Linked DNA regions of Homo sapiens: all the other regions are linked to region 2. A link is a contact called in ENCODE Hi-C or POLR2A ChIA-PET data. All regions are on one chromosome and are shown on one strand. The core of a region is the stretch at or near the end of the contact, and the rest is flanking DNA. Distances in the headings are between cores, read along the strand shown.

Region 1 (3,093 bases), core at 149-2,648, 300 kb before region 2:
ATAAAAGAATGTTGGGGCAGGGCATGGTGGCTAACATCTGTAATCCCAGCACTTTGGGATGCTGAAGTAGGAGGATTGCTTGAGACCAGGAGTTCAAGACCAGCTTGGGCAACATAGCAAGACCCCAGCTCTATAAAAATAAAATAAAATTAGCTGGGTGGAGGCGGGGGGGTGCACGCCTGTAGTCCCAGCTACTTGGGAGGCTGAGGTGAGAGAATTGCTTGAGCCCAGGAGTTTGAGACCAGCCTGGGCAACATAGCAAGATCCTACCTCTAGAAGAACAAAAACAAAACAAAAAGAATGGTGCGTGGGTAGTTTACTCAAGAAACTCACTAGCCCCACCCGGGTCAGGGAATGGTTCTATCACCTCAGGAGAGCAGAGGCTCCACGGCTTCAGACTCCTTGGTTTAGAAAGCGACTACGTTTCCTTGGCCTTAGAAGGAAACAGCCACATTGAATAGGGGTGTACAAAAAGGCCTGGCCTACAGGGGACACAACTGGTTGCCACCTTCTCAGAGGACTTGGTGGGGAAGACAGCTAAGCTGTAAGCAGCTGTCACCAGCTCCAGGAGGGAGTGGCGTCCACACAGGACGAGGGGCTTGGCCTGGGCAGAAGAGGGCAGAGACTTCCTCCTGGACTGAATTCAAGGGAGGAGCACCCCAGGCGGGAGCTGTAGGAGGCTGTGCTGGTCCTTCTAGGGGAAGGGAAGGGGAGGGAAGGGAAGGGGAGGGGAGGGGAGGGGAGGGAAGGGGAGGGGAGGGACGGGACAAGGGGTCCCCGGAGAAGAGGAAGGAGCTCCACCCCAGCCCCGCGAAGCCATTACCTTTTTCCTGAGAACATCGGCCCGAGAATCACCTAGGAGAGAAGGTGAGGTCATTTGAGGGCCCGCCCTGCGCGGATGCCTGGACACAGGCTATCACCACGACCACCTCATCCCCAGCCACGCGCAGGGCTGGCCCCCGCACCTGGATCTGCCCCCGGGTCTTGCTGGGGGAGCCAGGCAGCACAGTGGGCAGGTTAATGCAGCTCATTGCGCCTCCGGGAAGTTCACGAACCCGAGTACTCTCCAAGGCCGTCCCGCAGTAAGCCCCTGGTTCCCGCGCCGACCGCTTTAAACCACGGCGTGCTGGCCAATCACGAGCCGGCCCCGCCGCCATGGGGCCAATCAGCGCCCGGCCGCTGACCTGGCGGGAGATTTGGCCGCAGCCCGCCCCCTCGTGGGAGGAATCCGGGACGTGCGCCCAGGGACTGGGAGGGCCTGGAAATCAGGGCGATGGACGTGGCTGATCGGGGTGGGGCCTGGTCTGAGCCCCGCCTCGGTCCGCCCACCAAGTTTAAAGGGGCGGAGCGAGGCGGGGCTCTGGCCATATAAACAGAGGGACGCACGCCCATGCGGCTGTAGACGCCATGATGGATGTGTCTGGTGTGGGTTTCCCAAGCAAGGTTCCTTGGAAGAAGATGTCTGCAGAGGTAGGTGGATTGCAGGGAGGGACTAAGGGGCTGGGGCGGAGTTAGCTCATTTATTAGATTGGAATTCCAAGAAGGAAGCTTAGAAGCCGTCTAGAGCACTCCTGTGGGCATGCAGAGCGCCTAGTGCGTGCCAGGTCCCCAGTGCTTGAGCACCATGGTGTATTTTACCTTCTCCTAAGGATTTTTGTTAACCTGGTTTTCAGGATAAAGAAAATTGAAGTCCTGACTATGCTAATAATATCCGTAGACCCTGCCAGGCGTGGCGGCTCACACCTGTAATCCTAGCACTTTTGGCGGATCACGAGGTCAGGAGTTCGAGACCAGCCTGGCCAACATGGTGAAACCCCGTTTCTACTAAAAATACAAAAATTAGCCGGGCGTGGTGATGTACCTCTGTAATCCCAGCTACTGGGGAGGCTGAGACAGGAGAATCGCTTGAACCCAGGAGGTGGAGGTTGCAGTGAGCCGAGATCATGCCATTTGTACTCCAGCCTGGAAGGCTGGGCGATAGACCAAGACTTAGTCTCAAAAAAAAAAAAAAAAAAAAAAAAAAAAATCCATAGACCCGCAGGAGGTTAGGGGACAAAGTTCTGGACCTTGATCTGAGGTTACACAATGTTTTTGGGTCTGTGCTTATGTGGCACAGGCTGAAGGATTCAGAACAGCTGGTATTTACATTGGGGTTGTGAAGGTTAGAAACATACAGGCCGGGTGCGGTGGCTCAAAAAAAAAAAGAAAGAAAGAAAAGAAACCCATTGTATAATCATGATCATAAATAATAGCAACAAAGATGGTGGTAGTGATCACAGAGTGTGCCAGGTGTGGCTGTAAGGATCCTACAGGTAATAACCTTTCCAGGTACAGATTGGACAGATCCAAGGACCTCTGACAAAGAGCTCCTTCACTGGGAGGAAGAAGCAACCCACACTGACTGGCTTGCTTTATTTTACTCGCATGCTTTATCTCTTTTAACCTTGTGATTTGGATACATGCCTTCTTTTTTTGAGACACAGTCTCGCTCAGTCACCCAGGCTGGAGTGCAGTGGCATGATCTCGGCTCACTGCAACCTCTACCTCCCGGGTTCAAGTGATTCTCCTGCCTCAGCCTCCCGAGTGGCTGGGATTACAGGCACACTGTAGCTGGTACTACATGCCTGGCTAATTTTTTTTTTTTTTCTTTTGAGACAGAGTCTCGCTCTATCGCCCAGGCTGGAGTGCAGTGGCGCGATCTGGGCTCACTGCAACCTCTTCTTCCAGGGTTCACGCCATTCTCCGGCCTCAGCCTCCTGAGTAGCTGGGACTACATGCGCCCGCAACCATGCCCGGCTAATTTTTTTGTATTTTTAGTAGAGATGGGGTTTCACTGTGTTAGCCAGGATGGTCTCCAACTCCTGACCTCATGATCCGCCCCCCTTGGCCTCCCAAAGTGCTGGGTTTACAGGCATGAGCCACTGCGCCTGGCCAATTTTTGTATTTTTAATAGAGATGGGGTTTCGCCATGTTGGACAGACTGGTCTTGAACTCCTGGCCTCAAGTGATCCACCCGCCTCGGCCTCCCAAAGTGCTGAGATTACAGGTGTGAGCCACTGTGCCGGGCCTGGATAGATACCTTCTACCAGTCAG
Region 2 (3,174 bases), core at 3-2,502:
AACCCAGCTCCGCCACTCATTAGGACCATGACCTCAAGTAGACTACCTAACCCCCCATGCCTGCCTTTCTCGGCATGAGGCCAGGCTTCATGAACGAGCAGACTAGTTTCTAGGCTCTTTTGGCCTGAGCTACTTGCTTATTTTAAGAGACAACTATGGCTGGGCACGGTGGCTCACACCTCTAATCCCAGCACTTTGTGAGGCCAAGGCGGGCGGATCACCTGAGGTCAGGAGTTCGAGAACAGCCTGGCCAACATGGCGAAACCCCTTCTCTACTAAAAGTACAAAAATTAGCCGGCGTGGTGGTGGGCACCTGTATTACCAGCTACTCAGGAGGCTGAGGAAGGAGAATTCCTTGAACCCAGGAGGCGGAGGTTGCAGTAAGCCAAGATCGAGCCATTGCACTCCAGCCTGAGAGACAGAGCGAGATTTCTCCTCAAAAAAAAAAAAAAAAAAAAAAAAAAAAAAGACAACTGAACTGAATGTTCTCATCTTTCCAAACTGCAAACCTAAACGTGCCACCTTTGGTTTCTCGGTGCCGTTAGGAGAAAATCTGCACTCTGTCCCGAGGCCCTGGGATTCTGGCTGCAGCTGCCCTGGGCACCCTCTGCCTCTGGCTCTCACATCCTTGCCACACCGGCCTTCCTGGGCTTCTTCACGTGTGGCAGGGCATTTACACGTGGCAATCTCTCCACCCAGAATGCTCTCCCTCTAAGGTCCCACAGCCAGCAGGACACTGCTGCCAGCTTCCAGCTGTGCACCATCTCCCCAGGGGCATCTCTCTGCTGGGGCTCCCAGCTGGGAGGCTCCTCTGTGACTGCACTGGGGGTTTTCCTCAGGGCTCTTCCTTTACCGGGTAATGTGCTTCTTCCTCTCCCGGCGGGACAGACACCTCGGTGGAAGGGGGGAAGGAGGATCCCCCCCTCCGCGGGGGCTCTAGGCCACTGCTGCATGTTTGTGAAATGGGTGATGGACGAAACTGATAGAACCTCTCCCCTACCCTGGCCCTACCTCAATGCCTTGTGGCCCCACAAACTTGGGGGCCCAGCTACGACCCGTGTCTCCCTACCCACGTTGCAGCACCCCCCCCACCGCCCCACACCAGTCCTGCCCTACTGCCCTGGGGCTCCGCCTCTTCCTGCGCCCCGCCCTGGCCCCGCCCTCACCGCCCCGGGGCCACGCCTTCCCCTCCGGCCCCGCCCCGTCTAACCAGTGCCGGTGGTCCATGTGCTGCCGGATGAGGGTGTGCGGGGCCACCGTCCCATACTTGTCCACCTCGGGCATGTTCATGTCGTCGATGAAGTAGACGAGCTTCTTAGTGCCTGGCGGCCCGTAGTTCCTCCCCGATTTCTTCTCCAGCGGCTTCTCCAGCACCCCTAGAGAGGGCAGAGGGTCAGCTGCCCGCCTGCGCCTCCTGAGCCAGAGCCTGTTAGGTAGGGAGGGGCGCTACCTGCTTCCCCGGAGGACAGAAGGTGGGACCTGGCTGGGATCCAAGTTTACCAAAGGTACCTGCCCTGGGAGTGGCCCTTGAGGGGGCACCGGGTACAGCCCCAGGAATAAACAGAGCGATCAGAGGCGAGGGTGGCAGGAACCTTGCTCTCCGTCACCTTTGGGTCGCCTTAGATTGGCTGAGACACTCCCGGGGGACCTGCTGCCTCGACTGGCCATCAAAACCCCATCACCATGCCCACAAGGGAGCACCAGAAAGAGGGGTCCCGGCTGCTCCTCCTCTGTCTCCGACTCAGGAAGGAAAGGCCAGCGGGTGGGGCATGGGAAGTGAGGAGGTGCAAAGTGGCTAGTGAGTGCCTGGGCCTGCAGTGAGAGGGGACAGGAGGGAACGGGGACTGGCGGGGGGCAGCCGGGTAGGCAGGGCGTGGCCGGACCAGCCTCACCCTGCAGCATGGCTGAGGTCGTGTAGAAGTTGAAGGGCACAGCCTGCACCAGGTAGTTGTCCGTGTTCAGGCTTTCCAGCTTGTCCCCCATCAGCACCGACTTGCCCGTCCCCGCGTTCCCCACCAGCATCACCGGCCAGGACTTCTCCATGAGCAGGTCCATGAAGTAGCGGATGCGGATGGTTTCCGTGGTGTGGACCAAAGAGGCCTGGGGCAGGGGAGGGAAGGGGAGGGAGCTGTGATTCTCAGACACTTCTGCCTCTCGTGGGTGTGCAGGCCATGTTCTACCGAACAGGTCCTAATGTTGAAAATCGGTTGTGTTTGGACATTCCGTGCAGGCGTGTGGAGGGTACTGCACCGATTCCTGCCTCTAAATCACCAGTCGGTGGCCCTGCTTTGGGGACAGTTACCTGCAGTGGGACATCGGGATCCAGCTCAAAGGAGGGCACTTTATCTGTCCAGGGCAGGAACTTTTTTGTGTCAGGATCAATGTAGTAGTCAAAAATCGTTCCCTGCGAGGGGAACTTGATAGTCTTGAATTCGTTGATCCACCATTTACTGAACTCCACTCGATAATCCACAAGCTGTTGAGACACAGAAGTAAAAATCAGGGCCCAGCTAAGCAGGATGCTGAGAGACCCTGTGTGGGTGGCCGGGCCCCCCAGGTGCATCACCTGGTCCTGGAACATGGCGCCACCGAAGGCCCAGAAGCAGGTGAACACGAAGTACAGCTCGTACAGCTCCCTGGGGGAGTCGGGGGGCACGGTCTTCTCCGTGAGCAGGCACTCCAGCAGGTACAGAATCGTTTGGATCACCGTGATCTCCGGCACTGGCGTGATCTTCTTGAACCCAAAGCGCAACTTGTCCAGGCACGTGGGCAGGTACTTGTCAAAGAGGATCATCAGGTTGGCCTTCTCCGACTGCACCTTGCGCCTCTCGATCCAGCTGCTCACCACCCTGGGGGTGACAGGAGGCGCCGATGACACAGCCGCTGCTCTGGGTCTGCCAGTGTCCCTGCCTTGGTAAACGCCCCTCCCTACCTCCACCCAATTCTGCTGGGGCTGCCCTCAGGGTCACCATGCCTGCATGGCAATGGGTCCAAACGAGGGTGCCAGAGGGGCCAGTTGCAGGCCCTGAAAGGGTCGGAGGAGGATGCCAGGGTCGTGGGGGCTGTGCCCTCTCTGGGGTTGCTAGCTATGGGGGTGCTGTAGGTCTAGAACAGTTGGAAGCCATTCTTGCTACCACACGGGAAGCACATACCAAGGGCTGGTGGATGGGGCAG
Region 3 (2,944 bases), core at 155-2,654, 330 kb after region 2:
AATGAAATTTAAACAATAAAATACCATCGTGTCAAAAGTAGTTTTTCTAAACTCCATATTTCATAAAAAGCCAGAGCATGCAACGGCACCTGTTCTAGACATCAAAAGGACATGGACAATGCAAGTCCCACCGCCCAGTGCTCATCACACTCATCTGGAGAACCCTGAAAGTCCCTGCCAGGACCAGCCCAAGCACAACCAGAAGCTGCGGTAAATCCATTAAGACAGTGGCCCTGGAACTTGACTGTGTATAACAAGCATTCAGGGATTTTGCAAAAATGCAGATTCCTGGGCCCTGTCCTCCAGAGATTCAAATTCACTGGCACTGGGATAAACCCAGAAACGTCTATTTTTAAAAGGCGTCCCAGGTTGCTTCCCCTCTCTGTGACTGTCTTCCCGTCCTGGACAAGGGCGAAACTACAGTCCCTACTTCACAATATGTGTAGAACCTTTAGAACAGGGACAGGTACTGTGTAAACAGCAGCTATCAAACTCGTGGCTATCACTTTCTTCGTGTTATTCTGATGCCGACTGTGGCCCACGGAGCTGCCTGGGATGGTGTCACGAGCGCTCACCTTGGTGATCTTCCCCCCGCTGAAGTTGGCAAAGCGCTTGAGGGAAAGGGTTAAGACGTTGGATGTTCTGTGGATGGTGAAGCGCTTGCTGGCTGGAACCTTCTTCTTGCATCTATGAAGAAGGTGATGAGAAAGATTAATGAATGATTGATTCGTGCTCTGAAAAATGTTGTCTTAACGCTAAGTTAATAACAGCAACAACTGCTCTGTAATAGTGGAATCTTCATCAATGAGATTTCGACCTTCTGCTCCTCTCAAAATCACATTAAGCATGCCTCAAGTAAAGGAAAGCTACCACAGGGAAATAAGACTACAGAAAGTGGGAAGATTCTAAAGCAAAAAAATAAAAGTACTGTACCCACCAGGAAACTAAATAAAATACAGGAAAAAGTTGCTTTGGGCCAACACAGGAAAGAGCAAATTAAAGCAGATGTGGCTGAGTGATAAAACGGGCAGGCAGGAAGTCAACGTAAGCAAAGCTAGAAGATGCGCAAACACAGGGAGAGAAAACAGAAGCAGAGGCGCGCAGCTTGGAGAGCTGCAGGAAACAGACCTAAAGAAGAGTAAAGCAGAATTAAGAATATATTCTTTAGTGCCTACAGCTTTACAAGGACCTAGATATAAAGATATTCAGCCGGCTGTAGTAGTGTGATCCCAGCACTTTGGGAGGCAAGGCAGGAAGATCACCTGAGTTCAGGAGTTCGAGACCAGCCTGGCCAACAAGGTGAAACCCTGTCACTACTAAAAATGCAACAAATGACAAAGTAAGAGTTCTATCTGCAGAAACGGAAAAATGTCCAAAACCAGTTAAGTAAAAAATGAAAGCCAAAGAAAACACTCCTTAAGAGGCAAGAGAGCAGCTGGTTGGGCACAGTCCCTGGGGCGGCCGCCCGGTGCCAGCCAGTGTGAACTGATGTGAGCTCGTGCTCTGCCACGTCCTCTTGGTGTGGCCCCATGGCTGGTCACTTCACTTCTCTGTGCCTCAGTTTCACCATCCCTAGCAATGGGAAACCACAGCCCCTACTGCACAATATATGCGGCATCTTTAGAACAGGTATGGTGTAAACTGTAGCTATAAAAATCATAGCTATTGCTTCATTCGTGTTATTTAGAAGTTTGAGTTTTTAGGACACACATAGGTTCCTCAAGAAATGCGAGCAGCGGTCACCGCTAAGGAAGAGTGGGTGGGCACAACACTGTCAGGTGAGGGGACTTATTTCCCGTCTGGTATCAGTCTTCTGCCACAAGCAACGTGAAACTTACTTAGCACACATGTAGGCATTCTCTCCACTCAGGACATCTGCTTTCACAAAAAGTTCCAGAGCACGCACAATATTCGCAGCTTGCTGAGGAGGACAAAAACAGGGAGTAAAATACACAGCAGAGGAAAAAGGCTGATTCAAGAAATGCCAAATTTAAGGTCTTTTTTAGGCTGAGGCAGCAAATCACAGAACTTAGACTCGCATAAAAATTTGCCCACTAGCTGCCAGATTGGGACTCCTTCTCCAGAGACAAGAAATGAAAGCAGCCAGGAACAGCGGCTCACGCCTATAATCCCAGCACCTTGGGAGGCCGGGGCAGGAGGATCATTGAGGCCAGGAGTTTGAGACAAGCCTGGGCAACATAGCAAGACCCCTGTCTCTGCAAAGAAATTTAAAAAATTAGCCAGGCGTGGTGGTGCATGCCTGTAGTACCAGCTGTGTGGGAGGATCACTTAAGCCTAGAGGTCAACACTACAGTGAGCTATGATTGCGCCACTGCACTCCTGCCTGGGCCACAGAGCAAGACCCTGTCCCTCAAGCCCCTATAAAAAAAAAGCAAAGCAAAGAAATGACAGCTGCAGGTCTGCCATGAATCAGTCACTTTTATCAGGATGATCTTGTAGCTGGACCTGCTCTGGAGCTTGGGTTGGCCCAGCAAAGGCAGACCACCCTCCCGCACCCTGTAGCTGCAGCAGGATGTGCGACAAAGCCAAGGCTGCTCTCCCAGGTGAGGCCCACAGAGCCACCAAGCTCCAAAGGCTGCACGCCGCCCAGAGCACACAACAGACTCTCCTCAAGCCCTGGGGACAGCGTTGTTCCTGTTCATGCTTCAGGACACAAAACCCAATTTTACCATTTTTTTCTTTAAATAAAAGGATACGCTTAGGAAAAACTCTAGAAAAAAACAGGTAAAGACAATGGTCTGTACTGCAAGGCGGCAGGGAGCAAAGGAGTTTTCTCCCTATCTATTTTGATCTGATGCCTTTACTGTTCTGCGGGTTCTGTTTCACCCTCTGGCCTCGCTCTCCTACTGCAAAAGTGAAGGGCAGGACAGATCTGTACCCGGATCTCCAGCGCGACGTCCAAGTAGGGGTCGTAGGTGTCCGA

The links. A loop is a pair of places that touch in the nucleus more often than their neighbours do. ChIA-PET counts read pairs that join two places held with the same protein, here RNA polymerase II (POLR2A). Pooled maps may share reads with other maps.
Region 1: a loop to region 2 is called in a pooled map, with 5 times the contacts of the local background. The contact joins the promoter of AFMID here to the promoter of DNAH17-AS1 in region 2. A Hi-C loop is called at or near these places in 3 of 50 pooled maps. POLR2A ChIA-PET finds 5 or more read pairs at or near these places in 3 of 52 experiments (H1, HEK293 and activated CD4-positive, alpha-beta memory T cell).
Region 3: a loop to region 2 is called in a map of astrocyte of the spinal cord, with 8 times the contacts of the local background. The contact joins the enhancer-like site here to the promoter of DNAH17-AS1 in region 2. A Hi-C loop is called at or near these places in 3 of 168 maps with a recorded cell type or tissue (IMR-90, astrocyte of the spinal cord and sciatic nerve) and 7 of 50 pooled maps. POLR2A ChIA-PET finds 5 or more read pairs at or near these places in 1 of 52 experiments (activated T-cell).

Annotation. Positions count from the first base shown.
Region 1 is chr17:78,185,964-78,189,056 of GRCh38, forward strand. AFMID (arylformamidase) reads left to right here and starts at 1,399. Exons shown (of 11, transcript NM_001010982.5): 1 at 1,399-1,470. The coding sequence starts at 1,408. It overlaps TK1 (thymidine kinase 1), which reads right to left and starts at 1,089. Exons shown (of 7, transcript NM_003258.5): 1 at 966-1,089; 2 at 824-855. The coding sequence starts at 1,031. RefSeq lists a silencer at 1,242-1,381.
Region 2 is chr17:78,483,658-78,486,831 of GRCh38, forward strand. It overlaps DNAH17-AS1 (DNAH17 antisense RNA 1), which reads left to right and starts at 1,253. Exons shown (of 6, transcript NR_102401.1): 1 at 1,253-1,505. DNAH17 (dynein axonemal heavy chain 17) reads right to left here. Exons shown (of 81, transcript NM_173628.4): 45 at 2,567-2,849; 46 at 2,303-2,476; 47 at 1,893-2,100; 48 at 1,211-1,376. RefSeq lists enhancers at 766-905, 936-985 and a silencer at 1,056-1,285.
Region 3 is chr17:78,818,092-78,821,035 of GRCh38, forward strand. It overlaps USP36 (ubiquitin specific peptidase 36), which reads right to left. Exons shown (of 21, transcript NM_001385174.1): 8 at 2,900-2,944; 9 at 1,839-1,921; 10 at 576-687. Among named protein-coding and RNA genes, the nearest start is that of USP36, 21 kb to the right of the region's middle. Within about 2 kb of position 1,405, at least 6 of the 41 ENCODE cell types and tissues checked have a DNase peak (open chromatin) inside an H3K27ac peak, as active enhancers do.